2 separate regions of the Mus musculus genome follow, and region 1 is linked to region 2. A link is a loop called in an ENCODE intact Hi-C map of the cell type or tissue named here. Cell type or tissue: heart. All regions are shown on one strand. Each heading gives the region's core, and the rest is flanking DNA. Links, peaks and the distances in the headings are about the cores only. Region 1 overlaps Aldh1l2 (aldehyde dehydrogenase 1 family, member L2). Region 2 holds the start of D10Wsu102e (DNA segment, Chr 10, Wayne State University 102, expressed).

Region 1 (8,332 bases), core at 231-8,230, 150 kb before region 2:
ACTGCAAGACAGGCTTTTAATTTTCTCACACTACATCATATTTTAAATTTATTTTTATGTCTGCGTGTGCATGTGTGCATGTGTGTGCGTGTGCCTGCTTGTCTTATGTGCATCACATGCCTGCAGTGCCCACATAGACCAGAGGGGTGTCAGATCACCCTGGAACTGGAGTTAGAGGCAGTTGAGAGCTGCCCTATGTGGGTGATGAGAACGGAACCCAGGTACTCCTGTGAGAACAGAAAGTGCCGTCCGTCCCGAATCTTAACATCTTCTGTAGTTGCCACCAAAGATGATCTTGTATGATAGGAACAGAAATCGTTCCCAAACCTCTTCACCAATGCCAGTGAACAGGCCATGAGGAAACTAAAAATGGACGTAATGTGAGCTGATCCTCACTTTAAGGCTGGTGGAAGAGATCAGACAGAGTTGCGGAGGGCTTCAGCTGCAGAATGAAGACGTCTACATGGCCACCAAGTTTGGAGATTTCATCCAAAAGGTTGTGCGGAGACTGAGAGGAGAGGACGAAGAGGCAGAGATGGTGGTGGATTACGTAAGTGTCTCATCGATGAGCAACTCCAAGCTCTTACAACCCACCGTTACAGAGGATGCATGTATTTGCCATTTACATATATGGCCTTTAAGACCAGCTTTAGTGCTGGGTGGTGGTGCACGTCTTTAATCCCAGCACTTGCAGGCAGAGGCAGGCAGATTTCTGTGTTTGAGGCCAGCCTGGTCTACAGAGTGAGTTCCAGGACAGCCAGGGCTACACAGAGAAACCTTGTCTCAGAGGGGGAAAAAAAAAAGACTAGTTTTATTGAGATATAATTCAGGTGCTATAAAATTCACCTTAGTTATAGCAAATCCAGATAGATTTAATATGAAATATTATCGCCTGAATTTAGAGGTATACAGCTGAGCTGCATAGCAGTGAGCTTTTCTGTCCGACTGGTATTAAGTTAGATTTACCATTCAATGGTTTTTTAGAACATTCACAAACTGTGCAATCATTATCACTCCTATCTAATTTCAGAACATTTTTAGCACCCCGAAAGGGAAGACTGCATCCATTGGAGATCACACTACACTGCTTTTCTCCTCCCCTGCTCCATACCCAGGTTCTCAGAAACCAGCAGTCTCTTTCCTGTGTCGGTGGGTTTGCCATAATGTTGGGATTTCCTATAAATAGGACCATGCACCATCCATGTGGACTTTGTACTTGTCTCTCTCTCTTTGTGTGGTATGTTCAAGGCTCGCCCTTACAGCAGTTTTCACCACTTCCACTCTTTCTTTCTGGCCAGATAATATTCCATCATGTCTGGCATACTTCCTCTTTTTAATTCTGTCACTGGGTGATGTATGGCTCCGGAAGCTGTTGTTATTATACTGATATAAAACTTCAGGTATCTGTTTTGACATGAAAATACAGGTACCGTGCTAAGAGTGGCATAGATGGCTCATACTGTAGCTCTCACGTTTAACCATTTGAGGGACTGCCAAAGGCAGCCACATCACTCTGGAATCCCACCCCCAATGTGGCAGAGAGCCCTAACCTTCCCAGGCCCCTCTCAAGCTCTCACTTGCCTCTCTCTTTAGCTGTCCTAGCAGGTGTGTGTAAAAGTGCCGAAGTATGGTTTCAATTTTGCATCTGCTGATGGACAGTGATGATGTTAGGCATCTTTTTGAGTGTTTATTTAAATCCTTTGTCCATTTCCAAAATTGTTTATCTTTTTATTGTATAGCTCAAGTACTCTGTCTATTCTGAAATTTAATCTTTATCAGATATGGATGTGTGTGTGTGTATACACACACACACACACACACACACACACACACACACATATATATATATATATATATATAGACATATTTTATACATGTGAGTACACAGGGCATCAGATCCCATTACAGATGGTTGTGAGCCACCATGTGGTTGCTGGGAATTAAACTCAGGACCTTTGGACGAGCAGTCAGTGCTCTTAACTGCTGAGCCATCTCTCCAGCCTCCTGTAAATATTTTTTGAACTGTGGTTTGCTTTATTATTTCACTTCTTTGTAATACCCTTTGACACATAACAGATTTTTTCCCCCTGAGGACAGAATCTAACTAGATTCCCCTCAACCTTGCCCCCAGAGACAGGGTCTCACTTTGTAGCCCTGGCTGTCCTGGTGCTCACTGTGTAGACCAGGCTGGCCTCACTCACAGAGCTCCACCTGCCTCTGCCTCCCGAGTGCAGGGATTAAGGGTGTGCCCACTACGGCTCAGCTCATATTTTTATCTTTATGAGTCGCTTTCACTACACTTTCTCTGGATCTCTTCTGGTGGCTCTGTTTCTCCTCTGTCTTCCTTGATATAGGATTGCCTATGGTGCCTTTGCCATCCTCCATTGTTTCTTTCACTGCATCTTTAGTTATTTTCTTACAATAATCATTCTTGCTTAAAGCAATCTAGTTCAGGGTAATATGAACTTAATACCAGCAGATAGGAAAACTTCACTACTATTTTCTTATATACCTTTAAATTTAGGTTATTATTTTTCATATTAATTCTATGTGGATTTGCTAGAAACCCCACAACAGGTTTTTTAATAATTGCTGCCTTTGTTTTCTTGTTTTGGTTTTTTATTTTAATTATGTGTATGTATGTGACCTGTGAGGGTGTGTGTGTGTGCACGTGTATGTGTGTGTGCATGGATGCAGATGCCTATGGAGGCCACAAGAGGGTGTCAGATCCCCCTGGAACTGGAGTTACAGGCAGGTGTAAGCTGCCACGTGCTCGTTCTGGGCACTGTACCTGAGTCCTCTGCAAGAGTAGCAAGGGCTCTTAACTACTGCACCACACTATCTCCTCAGAGGCAGATAGCAGCTGTCTTCTACTTTCAGGTAGAAAGAGTGTTAAAAACAACAAAAAATGTTTTTATACAATTTCTCTCTTTACCTTCATAGTCACCTTGAGAAATCTATTTAATGTGAATTCAAAATCTCCCTGTGTGTGTCTTTGTGCATGTCTGTGTGTGTGTGTTATGGAGGGGGAAGTGTGGGTGTGTTATCTGTGTGCATGTGTCTGTGTACACAACAATAGAGTTGATAAGAAGGTATTGGTACCCTCCTTTATCATCCACTGCTTATTCCTTTGAGATGGGTCTCTCCCTGAACTGGGGCTTCCATTGGTGTTCACATTTTCTTGTCTATGCTGGGAGCCACAAACCCTAGCCATTCTGTTTCCACATCCCTCAGAGCTGGTTACAGGTGTGCGTGGCTATGTGGGTGCTAAGATCCGAACTTGGGTCATCACCATTGCTGTTTGCTGTCCTTTAATTCCAGCCCAGAGGCTCAGTGTGTATCACTGAACTAACTGTGTCTGCTCACTCGGGGATGCTTTCACTTCCTCCTCTCAGAAGGACGTGTTTGCAGGAGGAGGCAGATACTGTTCTCCCCGTTTTACTGATGAAAACCCTGAGCTTGATGGAAGCAGCATAGTAGCTTCAATCTCTCTTGTTACCCAGCGGTAGAGAGAACAATACTGCAGCTCATGTGTAACAGAAAGAACATAGGGGAGACATCTAGAGATGGCCCCAGCATAAAAGGAAGTGCCAGGCAGGGTAAAGAATTTCCCAAGGATCCAAGTGGCACAATTGGTGGTTCTCTCAAGTCTGTCAATAGATGGCGCTGCCCACAGGTGTTTGAGACACCTTTGTGTATAATGAAGAACATCTGAGCCAGAGCTAAGCCCAGACCTCAGGTGGCCGGAGCATCAAGAGAGTGCATCTGCCCTTGTGACAGTAGATGTCACTAGAATCCCACCAAGCTGACCTCTTTCCACATTAGTGAATTTCTTTCTTTTAGGGTTTTTAATTTCTCTTTTTAAATCTGAGTATGTGTGTATGAGTGTTTGCCTTGGATGTATGCCACCCTCAGAGGTCAGTATATGTCACCAGATGCCCTGGAACTTGAGCCCCTTTATGGGTGCTGGGAACCAAGCCTGGGTCCTCTGCAGGAACAAGTGCTCTTAGCTACTGTGCCATCTCTCCAGCTTTGTGAATATTTATCTTTATAACCACCTACCAATTATCAGGTTGATAGTCATAGAAGCACACTGACTTCACTCAGGTTTCCAAGGAGGTGAACGGGATGACAGTGAAAATCCCCTACCAGTGTTTCATAAATGGACAGTTTGTGGATGCCGAGGATGGAGAGACTTACGCCACTGTCAACCCCACAGATGGAACTGTGAGTGACGACGGCCCCCAGGCTCCTCGTTCAAACACACGTCAGCATGTCACACATGACTCTTACCCACTCAGCTCTGACACTAGCTATTGTTCACTATAGTGACTTTTTTTTTTTAGTAGACTGTTTATGATGAATTTAGATCAGTGCCTAGCAGATCCCTGTGTGCAGAGCTCAGTGGGGGGAGGGGGTGTACTTCAGACTCATGGCAAGCTTCCCTGAGGAAGAACTGTACAGTTGCCCTAAATGTGTCTTTTCAGAATGAGATGGCATGTATGATGGACCAAGATCAGGTTGTTTCCATGTGTCTCCTTTATGTTCCCCATTTAATCTCAAGATGGATTAGTTTTCTGTCATAGAATTTTCTCATTTGACAAGTCATACTCTACTTTTACTATTAATGGAATATTAATTACAAGAGTCGCATCAATAGATCCCTCAGTGACCTATTTCTGCTTGTCTTGAACTAGACAATATGCAGAGTGTCCTACGCTTCTTTAGCGGATGTTGACAGAGCAGTAGCCGCAGCCAAGGACGCCTTTGAGAACGGCGAATGGGGGAGGATGAACGCCAGAGACAGAGGAAGACTCATGTACAGGTGTGCTTGCTGGGGAAACAGCTATGTTGTCTTTGGAAACTCCTCCCAGGGCTGAAGGGATGGAGGCAAGGTCCATAGCTGTGCATGAGCTCTCTAGAGTCCTCTGTAGATGCAGAAGAGCACTCTACAGTGGCCTTGGAAGGAGAGCAACCATGAGAGACCTGGGGGATTTAACCCATTGACCATGTCCTTCACTGTCTTCACAAGTGTCCTGACACAAGTGTCAGTCACCAGGTGATATGGGCTATAAAGGCCCTCCAAGGCTCCCAGAGTAGAGATTGGACAGAGAGCTTCACACGGGGGACAGCCCATCCCTGTTTTCAAAGACAAAAAGGAAGGGTGGGGGCGGAAGGCTAAGGTCCTGGAAGAATATTACAAATGAGCTAAGTGTTCCAGAAGTGATCATTTCCAACTCTTCATCCTGGTTTCTGCTTACCTACAGCTCGACATTTCACCCGAGTTGACAGATTCCTTAGAGTGGGGATCTAACAGAAGCATGGGTGGGGGATGGGTGTCAGCTCATGTCAAGCCCAACTCTTGAAGATCCCAAATGAACCACTCTAGGAAGAGAGGAAGGGAAGAGGAAGGGAGAAGAGAGAGGGCACATAAAAGATCTCTTTTTACTATTCATACCATCCCTCAGACTCCATTCCCTTCCTAAGGAACCTGGGCCCCTGGGTGAGTACTGCAGACTTTGTGATTCATTCCACACTCTGCCTCTGACCTCTTCAGTCGGTTCTGAAAGCATTTCTGTACCAATGAGAAAGCCACCCGTGTCCACAGGTGGTGTGGCTCACGCTGACACTTCCCTGTGTATTAATGAACTACCCCACTATGCTGGTTCCTTCGACCCACCACCTCCTGCCTGCCTGTGACCACCGAGGCCCAGCTGCTGCTCTGCTGCTTGTGCATGCAGGAGGCAAAGGGCACACGCTGGGGACTTAGTTGGTTTCTCCCTGTAACTGTAAGGCTGGCTGGTTGTAGCTCAGTGGTAGAGCACTCACCTAACATGTGTGAGGTCCTGGGTTCGAGCCAAAGCACTGCAGAAACTGTAATAACAACTTTCTGAAATAAGCCACTTAGACAGTGATTTATTTAATACCTTCCTCCCCACACCACGAGCTCCATCGGGGCAGGTGTGTTGCCCCTCTGGACTAGTCTCTGGATTCTTAGTCCTGGGTTGGTGCCCTATACAGGGCTGGCATACCCAGCTGCTCTGGGCTCCATCAGTATGTACTAACTGCGTTTCTTTCACTGACCACACAGACTCGCTGACCTAATGGAAGAAAACCAAGAAGAGCTGGCCACCATAGAAGCGCTGGATTCCGGGGCTGTCTACACCCTGGCTCTGAAGACTCACATTGGAATGTCTGTGCAGACGTTCAGATACTTCGCAGGCTGGTGTGACAAAATTCAGGTAAGCAGGGAAGCTCCTCCTTCCCACAGGAAAATGGCCTCAAGGTGGAGAGTTTGCAGCAGGTTTGGCCTCAGTTCTGAGATACCCTGAGAGTTTGCAGCAGGTTTGGCCTTAGTTCTGAGATGGCAGCTTATCTCCCTGTCCCAGGGAGAGGAGCAACTCGAGATCCTCACATTGCGGGGGGGGTGGGGGGAGTGGGGGGTGCTGGAGGGGGGAGGTAAGCAGGCCACCTGCTGTGTGCCTCCTCTCAACAGTTTTCCTTCATGGAAATAAATTTTCACCTTGCCGGGCAGGTGTGGTGGTGCACGCCTTTAATCCCAGCACTCAGGAGGCGGAGGCAGAGGCAGGCGGATTTCTGAGTTCAAGGCCAGCCTGGTCTACAGAGTGAGTTCCAGGACAGCCAGGGCTATACAGAGAAACCCTATCTCGAAAAAAAAAATTTTTTTTCACCTTAATTTTGAGGCAGGGTCTCTTTTGTTGTTGTACCACAGTGTCTGCCAGACTACCTGGTCCTAAAGCTTCAGGTATTCTTTGATCTCTGCCTACCATTTCTGGGTGCTAGGATTACAGATGTATACTACATCTGGATTTTGTGTGACTTCCAGGGATCCAATTCAGGTTGCCAGTCAGGACTGCATGGCAAGTGCTTTTACCCCTGAACCATCTTCCTGGGCCCTGTGAGCCTTTTTATTACAGTATGAGCCCATTCTCAAGGGTAGAGCCTCACGGCTCACATATTTTGCATTAGACTCTGCTCCACAGTGGAAATTAAGTCTCCAATACATGAATTATAGGCGTATATTAAGACTGTAATCATGTGGGGCTAGAGATATGGCTCAGTGGCTAAGAACACTTGCTGCTTTTCCAGGGGACCTGTGTTCAATTCCTAGCACCCACATGGCACATTACAGCTGTCTTTAACTCCAGTTGTTTGGGATCTGACACCCTCATACAGACATACATGTAGGCAAAATACCACTGCACATGAAATAATTAAAAAAAAATAAAACTGTGACCATGGTTAGAGCAATCATGGGTAGGAAACAGATAGCTGTTACCCTTATTCTGGGTAAGGACACAGGCATCAGGAGAGACCTTTCCTGTGTCACAGCACGGGAACCAGAGAACCAGGCTAGAATTCATGAGTTCTGACTCTAAAGGCTAGCGATGGTCTCTGCACCTTGTACTGAGGATGTCCATCATCTTCTGAGGATGTCCTGCCTCTTGGGCTGGGATGCAGCTCATTTGGTAGAGGGCTTGCCTAGCATGCATGAAGCCCAGGCACCACATACTACGTGTGGTGGTGTGTCTGAATCCTAGCACTCCGGAGATGAGCTCAGAAGGGCCAAACATGAAAGGTTACCAGCAGCTACTTTGTGAGTTTAAGGCCAGCCCGGGACACATGAGACCTTGTTGCAAAACACAAAAATAACAGAGTCTTATAGTCTTCTAAGAACCTGGGATAACGGCAGGGGCAGGGTTGTGATCCGAGTGTAAAGGGGACAGAAATCACTTTACGTGGCTAAAGGAGACAGTTAAGGGAAAAAACTTGATAAAGACACATGCATGGTAAATATTTAATTTGCCCCCAACTCTAAACCAGTACCACGTGTGATGAGAACAAAAGCCACACTGGTCTTCATATAACAGGAAACTTGGGTGTGTGTGTTTGATGGATGCTGTGTGTATCTCTGTGTCTATGTATGTGTATGTGTTTGATGCATGTTGGGCGTCTCTTCCTCAACTGCTCCCCACTTTTGTTTTTTGAGGCAGGGTCTCTCAGTGACCTGGAGCTTGTGCATTTGGTCAGTCTGTCTGGCAGGACAGCTCCAGGAACCTGTGTGTCCTGTCTTTCAGTGCTGGGATTATAAACTCTGCCATCCCACCCAGCTTTACATGTGCGTGCTGGGGGATCTGAACTCGGGTCTCCAAGTCCTCACGGCAAGCACTTGACTGAACATGCCTTCTCCCCAACCCTATAGAAGAGCTCGTCATTCTAGTGCGGGGTGTGTGTGTGTGTGTGTGTGTATGTGTTATTTCTTATACACTGAACATTGCCTTTTCATATTAGACAAAAGGATGAGACGAAA
Region 2 (8,332 bases), core at 207-8,206:
GGGTGCAACAAGCAGGTAAAGATACTCACTGCTTTTCCAGAGGACCCCAGTTCAGTTCCCAGTACCCACTAACTCCAGCCTCAGAAAATCTAACATTCTCTGCTGGTTCTTATGGGCACCAAATCCATCCTAAGAGCAATGTCACTGAGTGCTTTAAGTAAAACATGTCTTTAAAAAAGTTCTTGCTGCCTACTATCCATCCAACAGCACCCATTCAATAAAGTGGACTAGAGTAGTGGCTCTCAACCTTCCTAACTATACAACCCTTTAATACAGTTCTTATGTTGTGGTGATGCCCCCCAACCATAAATTATTCTCACTGCTATTCCTAACTGCAATTTTGCTACTACTGCTATCAACCATAGTGTAAAATCTCTATTCTCTGGGTCCTGGCAAGTCGAGACCCACAGGTTGAGAACTGCCAGACTACAGTCAGGCACCCCATTGGACACTTAAGACTTGACAAGCAGGTGGCCACAGTAACATGGCCACAATCCCAGTCTGTAACAGCAGTGGGAAGACAACCTGAGGTCAACCTGAGGCTCCCCCACCACCCCCAAAAAAAAAACATCACAACTCTTGCCTTAAAGAAATTTACATTTCTGAGCAAAAACCAGCACTGGCAGGCAAAATCCTGCCTGCCACCCACTTTCGTTCAGACACTGAAGTAGGAATGGTGTCTGCACTTTCAGAGAGTAGCTGAAGGGGAAAGATGTAATTGTAGCATGCATACCACAAGCTTCTGACACCACAGCCCTGGGCAGAATTTCCCACCATGAAAAATTGTTCACCTGGAACTATGAGTCAACATGAATAGCCCTTCCCTTAAAAACCATGCACACATAAGAAATTGTATGTAACTCAATTTTTAGTAGCCATAAGTTTACAAAGCCTGCTTATTAAGTAAACGGCTACATTCTGCACTGAACAGCATGTCAAACAGGCAAACAGAGGGAGTATGGCCCTGTGGAAGTCAAGTATGTTTTACCATCTTGCCTGTGTGAAAATATTTGCTAATTTTACTCTAGAACGACATTTTAAAATACCATTTGGTGACAAGTATATTAATTCCATTGTATGAAACAGAAACAAGACTGAGTTACCATCTGTATGATGTTTCCAGACGTCTCGTCGATGTTTTCAATATTGAAGTGACCAGCTGGAGCAGCTGCCATTTCCCTCCTCAGCTTCTCATTTGCCTGGGCCATTTGTGGGAGGAAGGCCTGAACCTGGTCTAGCACTGGAGAGCGAACACAGCCAAGCAAAGCGTATTAGTAAGTTCTAACCAAGCCCTCCCAGCACAGCATTTCAGAGCAGAGTTAGCAACAAACCCATCAACTCTACATCCCTCCACTTCTGAGCCGCCTTGGGCTGCACTGGAGGGTGGGTGCTAGGCCCAGGGCTCCACCAATCAGTTACATTCCTAGGCCCTCTGAACTCGCAGAGCAATACAACCACACGATTCACCAATTAACTCAAATGTTCTGTTACTCTGCCATCCCCAAAGTATAAAGTTCTAGAAGGCTGGCATTCCACAAGATGACTGGGGAGAAACCAGACAGAATGAGCTAATGGTTAAGTGAACCTGCTCTTTACAGTGAGGCTGTCAAAGTCATTAATGAGATCTATTTGCATTTTTTACTATGTCAGTCACCTAGAACGTCTGTCACCTGCTCAACTGCCCACCTTTCATCTGAAAATGGCAACACCACCCTTCTTTTTAAAAAGAAAAAGCCAAACAACAAAAAGCAAAAAGACAAACAGGAACAGGTTTGCGAATTCTCTACGTTCATAACTTGGGCTGGCTTCCCAGTCCTGCATAGGACCATGCCTGCCCTTCCTTTGAAACTTGGGTCACTCATGTTCCTCATCCTGAACGGGCCTAGGTTTCTGCAGTCCTGCCTAGCGCAGTCTGCCCTGTGCTGTAATCTGACAGGGTGTTCTAGCCAAGCCAGTGAGCAGTCAACTTGGCTGAGGAGAATAGCACCAAGTTAACTGGATGCATTTCTCATTAACCAGCCGACTAGGCACAGCTGCACAGCAGCGTCTTTGGGTTAGTCTAACGCAGAGACCAGCAGCATAGGACGACAATGGGCATGGGGATCCAGATAAACCTTTACTTTCTATCTCTGGCTTCTCTTAAAGCAATCTCAGCTTCCACTCTTTTGCAACTCAAGAGTTCTAACGAACACATTCAATCTCACCACCATGCTGACTAGTTTTGTCAACTTGACACCAGCTAGAGTCTGAGAACAACAACTACGGAAATACCTCTGCAAGACCCAGCTGTAGGACATTTAACTAATCACTGACTGATGGGGGAAGGCCCAGCCTATTGCAGGTGATGCCACCCCTGGGTTGGTGGTCCTGCATTCTATAAGCAAGCAGGCTGAGCAAGCCATGGGAAGCAAGCCAGTAAGCAGCACCTCTCCATGGTCTTTGTATCAGCTCCTGCCTCCAGGTTCCTGTCCTGTGTGAGTTCCTGTTCTGGCTTCTTTCAAGTAATATACAGTGATTTGGAAGTGTAAGTCAAACCCTTTCCTCCCCAAGTTACCTCTTGTGGTCCCATCACATCGAAACAAACCCTAACCAGGACAGAAATTGGTCTAACAGTGGGGTATTGCTGTGGCAGAGACCTGACTGTGTGTGTTTAGGATTGTAGAACTTTGAGCTGTTAAAAGCACTAAGTGTTCAGAGCTCAGTGAGCTCTTCTGTAGGAGCCTGGGAGATAAGAATGTTGAGAGCAGTGCAGACGATAAGAGGTCTGGCTTGTGACGTTTCAGAGGTCAGTTTGAGAGTCCTTTAATGACTATCTCTGCTTCCCACAGTAGAAGGGTTATGGTCTCATGAAGCCACACAGCTTAAGAGGGTTCCTCTGGTCCTCACGTTGGCTCAACAAGCACCCTTATTCTGAGCAATTACCTAGAATAAATACCTGCCAGGTGTGGTGGCAAACACCTTTAACTCCACTACTCGGGAGGTGGAGGCAGAGGTAGGTGAATCTGAATTTGAGGCTGGCATGGTCTACACCGAGTTCCAGGCCAGCCAGGGATAAAAAGTGAGACTGTCGTGGGAGGGGAGGAAAAAAAAATGGCCCAGCAGCATGTAGCAGTAATCCTAGAGTGGGGTGAGGCAGGAGAATCTGGGGTTCAGGGACATTCTCAGCTACACAGGGAAGCATGAGGCCTGGACGACATGAGACCCCGTCTCAAGGAAAACAAAGCTAACTAGACCATAGCTAGCTGGGCCTTTTGGGGTTTCAAAAACACCTTTTATTCTGAAAACAAAAAAAAAAAAAAAAAAAAAAAAACAAAAAGCCTGCAACCAGGGAATTAACATGAGAAATTCTATTCCTCAGTCATTTACACAATATATTTGATTCTACGGTTTGATATGTGCCATGAAGACAGACTGTCCCCATCAAATAATGGATTAACTAGCCTCAATTGGGGGAGTGCCCTCTAGAGTAGAAACTAGGTACTTACAAGGGCTCCTCTGCATCCGAACTGTTTGAAGTGTAGAGGTCTTTCTGGGATGAGGCTTAGAGCTGATGAGCAACTGGTCCCAGATACCTGAAACCACACACACAAAACAATTCATGGCATAAAACAGCCCTGAGCAACAAGTGCAACTCAGAAATGAGATGAGCCTCTACACCAAAGAACTGTGAGAGCCGGGCCCATCAGCACAGCCTGAAGTCTGAACCACCCCTAACTCTGACAGAGGAGGAGCCAACACTCCTGTCTGTACGTCTATCTCCCCAACCTCTAGTACTGATCTAATAAATACACATTGACAAACAGGGAGGGGGACTAGGCATGGCAGGGCACACTCAAAAGACAGGCAAGTGGATCTCTGTGCTCCAGGCCAGCCAAGGCTATGTCTCAAGCACTAGCTGCTCTTGTTTGATTCCTAGCACCCACATGGGGGCTCAACTGGACTATAATTCCAGTACCAGAGCATTCGACACTTTGTGACCTCTTAAGGCAACAGGGATGCACAACGCACAACTTTAAACAGCACAGTTAGCAAAATGTAGACCTGCAATGAGTCTTTGATTTTAGTTAAGAAATTCAGATATGCTTTAATCCCAACACTTAAGAGGCACAGGCAAGAGTTCGAGGCTTGCCTGATCTACAGAGTAAGTTTCAGAACAATCAGGGCAACACAGAGAATCACTGTCTTGAAACACACACACACACACACACACACACACACAAAAGGTAAGTCAGAAGTCAGAAATAGGGCCCAAAAAGAGGGTTTTATGGACACAGTGCTTGCCTCCCAAATTGGAAGCGCTATTCACTCCCCACATAGTAGGAAGAGAGAATAGCCCCCTCCACATACCAGAGGTACATAATACAGAGAACCAGAAACGGTTATGTAGACTTGGGCAAGTCAGACTGGGCTTTTTTTTTTTTGTAGAATATACTTGCCTAGCTCTCCTACCTAGAAGGTGCTCAATTTAAAAAATTAATTATTCCGAGTTGCACCTTTCCAAACAAACCAACTGCCCAGTCCAAGCAACAAACACTGAAGACTCAAGCCTTTGCCCACTTTTTTTTTTTTTTTTTTTTTTTTTGTATTTTGTTCTTTGTTTATTCGAGACAGGGTTTCTCTGTAGCCCTGGCTGTCCTGGAACTCACTTTGTAGACCAGGCTGGCCTCGAACTCAAAAATACGCCTGCCTCTGCCTCTCCAAATGCTGCCAGGCTGGGCGGTTCCTAATGAACTCTACAAGGACCACCTGGCCTGGACCGGCTTGGCAGGTAGAGGAAAAAAAAAAAAAGAACCACCACCGCCCAGCGCCGGGCTGGCCTAGTCGTACCCCGGACAGACCCCGGCAGCGTCTCGGGCTCCGTGGCATCCCCTCCCAATTAGCGTCCCAGACTCCGCGGTATCTCCGACCTCCGCAGCGTCTCGGACTCTCTCGGTGTCCCATACCCCCGCAGCGTTCCAGGCTCCCCGGCATCCCTAGCCATCGCAGGGTCTCTGGCTCCTCGGCGTCCGCGGCCCCGCAATAACCCGGACCCCCGACTCCCCACAGCGTCTCGAGCTCCTTGGCTTCCCCGGCCCTGCCGCGTCTCGGGCGCCTCAGTGTCCCAGAACCCCGCAGCGTGCCCGGTCCCCGGTAGCATCCCCAACCTCCTGCAGTGTCTCCAGTAGCGTTCCCGGGTCCCGCAGTGTCCCTGACCCAGCAGCGTTCCGTGTCCCTCCAACCCACCCCGCTCTCCACCGTCGCTCACCTCCCGAACCCTCGCTCCCCGCCGTCAGCAGCTCCCTGGACACCGTGACCTGCGAGCAGGCTACAGAAGACGAAGAAACACCAGGACCGGTCCCGCGCTCGCCCTGGAACTCCATGCTTCCAACCCAGCGCCACTGAAAGAAGCCCGGATATAGGAAGGCACGGGGAAGGGGCGGGGTCAAGGCAGCAATTGGCCGAAACTAGGAGGTGGGCGGTGACTTACGGGTGCGTGGCCAGAGCTCGCGCCTAGAGATGAAGTTCAGACCCACGGGAACCGGAAGCGGGGGTGGGGCCGAGGCGGGGTGGAGGATGGGAACAAGGCACCACACTGCGTGGGCGGAGCGCTGCGGATGCACGTGTCAGGCGCCTAGTCTACCCCAGCCCAAGTCTAGCCCTAGTCTCCTCCTTTATTGTTGTTAGAAAAGAATCAACCCGGCTTGGTCAAGCTAAGCAAATGCAAGCATGAAGAAGGTGGTGCGAGGCCTTTGTCGTTATTTCCATTTTTGTTGTTGTTTGGGGAGGTTTCTGTGGTCTTCAGTTTGTAGCAATCCTGCTTTAGTCTTCCAGATGCCATAGAGGTGGGAGCCACCACACCCAGTTTCTTTTCATTTTCTATATTTTATTTTTTGTCATCCTGGCTGGCCCAGGTTGACTTCAAAATCACCATTTTCCAGCTTCCATTTCCGTGTACTTAAATCTACAGCCGCCCATTACCATACTTTGTTGTTTGTTAAAGCCTCACCAAGTTACCCCGGTTGACCTGGTACTCAAAGTCCACCTAGGTCCTAAATAGCCTGGATTTCAGGTCTGGATGACCAGACCCCAGCTTAGTTTACTATTTAACTGTAAACACAAAACCCAGAAGTGTTAAGAATGCTGTTTACGTTGCTATATATACAGCATGCCTTTGGAACACTGTCATGTCAAAATCCTAAAAGGTTGTTCCAGGTGGTAGTTAAAAGGTAGAGCTGTGAGTGAGGCACTGAGTTTGGTCTCCTACAGAAAAACAAATCCTTCATTTCTAAAAAGCTGAAACAAAACCCCTGAATGACAAACCCCATTCCTCCCCTCTTCCTGCCCCTGGGACCCAATGCTCATGGTTTTGTTGAGAACAAGCGAAAGAAACGTATTCCAAGTGCTACCATTTCATTTCCAGACTCCCATTTAATCATAGGGAGAAACTTAATTCACGGTCCCAGTCTCTAGGGAAGCTGGGGACTTCCCTATATCAGAACAGCTTCTGTTGTAAACAGTTGTCTGTGTGAACGCATCTCCTCAGGGACAATGTGTAAGGAGACAGTTATCTGAGTCCAGCCATCTCAGGGACAACTTCTCCATCTTGCTGGCAGGGTCAAGCAAGTTCATGTTCCCAGACCTAGGAACGAACACCTGTCCCAAGTCTACATGTTTTCCTAATTGTCTGTTAACTGGTAGAGAGCAGAGGAATTGCTATTATCTAAATCAAGGTGTGTAAGTTTTAAAAATATATAACTAATTGCCTGGTATGCACTAGTTAACTACATGCAGCTGACCCACTCCTCCCCACCCCCACCCCACCCCACCCCACCCCTGCTTCCTTATCACTCTGAGCTCTGCACCTAATGGAATTAAGGGCCTTGAAACCAGGTGCCCTGGATATGGCCCAGTACTCCCTTGTTTAACTTATAATGTCAAAACACAATTGGATAAGACTGCAGCTCCCCCCAGCTCCCCTCTCAGGGCTACACAGAGAAACCCTGTCTCGAAAAACAAAAACAAAACAAAACAAAAAGTACAATCTCCCTTCCAGGACGAGGTTCAGACCCCATACTAGCTGCCTCCCTGAGTGCTCAGAAAATAAAGCTTTTGTTTTTAAAGCTTCCATCTCTGAAGTGAGTTGTCTCAGCTCCCACCCCAAACCCAATAATTTCTCTTTCCGTGTAACTAGAATCATAAACTCTTGTTTGTGTAACTAGCATATTTCACTGAGAAGAATGTCTTCAAGGTTTATTGAAAAGGATATCTTTCAATTTTAATGTTGAATAATATGCTCTTGAATTTTGTACCACACTTTCTTTGGGGGGCGGGGCAGGGATTTGTTTTGGGGGGAACACTGTATAACCTAGGCTATATAGTTGAACTCCATGCTATCGATCTTCAAACACTTAATCCCAAGTGCTGAGATTACAAGCAGGCATTTGCTACCAGGACTTGCTAACAGTGTGTTTTCTCTGATAATGAACATTTGAGTTCCTTCCACCTCATGTCTGGTGTGAACAGGAGCAGCAGTAAATATGCAGTTGTTGATTCAAGTAGTGCCTTGAATCCTAGCATTCAGAAGGCAGGGAGGCTGGTGGATCTCTGTGAGTTTAAGGCCAGCCTGAACTACATAGCAAGATCTAAACCAGCCAGAGCTGCATAGTCAATCTGTGTCTCCAAAAACAAAACAAACAAACAAACCCTGTGGGGCTGGAGAGATGGCTCAGTGGTTAGGAGCACTGGATGCTCTTCCAGAGGTCCTGAATTCAATTTCCAGCAACCACATGGTGGCTCACAACCATATGTAATGGGATCCGATGCCCTCTTCTGCTGTGTCTGAAGAGAGCAACAGTGTGCTGACATAAATAAATAAATAAACAAATCTTAAAAATTTTTTTTTAAAAACCCAACTCTGTGTGTGTGTGTGTGTGCACAGTGTGTGTGTGTGTGTGTGTGTGTCTGTGTGTGTGGTGGGGCACATGCCTTGGCACAGGGGCACATGACAGGAAGTCAGGACAACTTGAGGGAGTCAGTTCTCCCACTTCATTTGGTCCTATGGATTAAAAAATTATAGCAGCAGACACCTTAACCTGTTAATCTGTTGGCCAGCCCAAATAACCCAATTAAAATACAATCAAAGGGCTGGAATATATATTTCTTCTTTCTTTTTGGAAGTAGACAAATGTTGGTTGTTCATTTCTTGCATTGGAAGTACTCTTCAGTATCATTCATTAGCCTAAGATTATTTACCACAGTTCTTTGTCACTACACAACAACGCGGTAACCAACCTCTTGAGCATCTTAGACCTCCGTATCTGAGCTCATACACACCCTATCCAGACACACAAAG

Evidence for each region. Peaks named below come from ENCODE experiments on the same cell type or tissue, not always from the same donor. Only the 100,000 strongest peaks of a DNase experiment are listed, where the experiment ranks them.
Region 1: it touches region 2 in a loop (1.9-fold over the local background); 2 of 42 quality-filtered maps call a loop at or near these places.

What each region holds. Positions count from the first base shown.
Region 1 is chr10:83,504,508-83,512,839 of GRCm38, reverse strand. It overlaps Aldh1l2 (aldehyde dehydrogenase 1 family, member L2), which reads left to right. Exons shown (of 23, transcript NM_153543.2): 10 at 403-550; 11 at 4,108-4,227; 12 at 4,698-4,825; 13 at 6,092-6,242. The region is part of intron 1 of Gm51778 (a long non-coding RNA gene); the gene reads right to left. Among named protein-coding and RNA genes, the nearest start is that of Gm51778, 11 kb to the right of the region's middle. In heart, for the core only: a CTCF peak has its summit at 3,755 (motif pointing right); no DNase peak of the experiment used is centred there.
Region 2 is chr10:83,357,287-83,365,618 of GRCm38, reverse strand. D10Wsu102e (DNA segment, Chr 10, Wayne State University 102, expressed) reads right to left here and starts at 5,398. Exons shown (of 4, transcript NM_026579.3): 1 at 5,246-5,398; 2 at 3,486-3,572; 3 at 1,104-1,240. The coding sequence starts at 5,360. In heart, for the core only: a CTCF peak has its summit at 3,467 (motif pointing left); DNase peaks (open chromatin) are centred at 3,808 and 5,458; H3K4me3 peaks cover 2,518 bases; H3K27ac peaks cover 1,502 bases.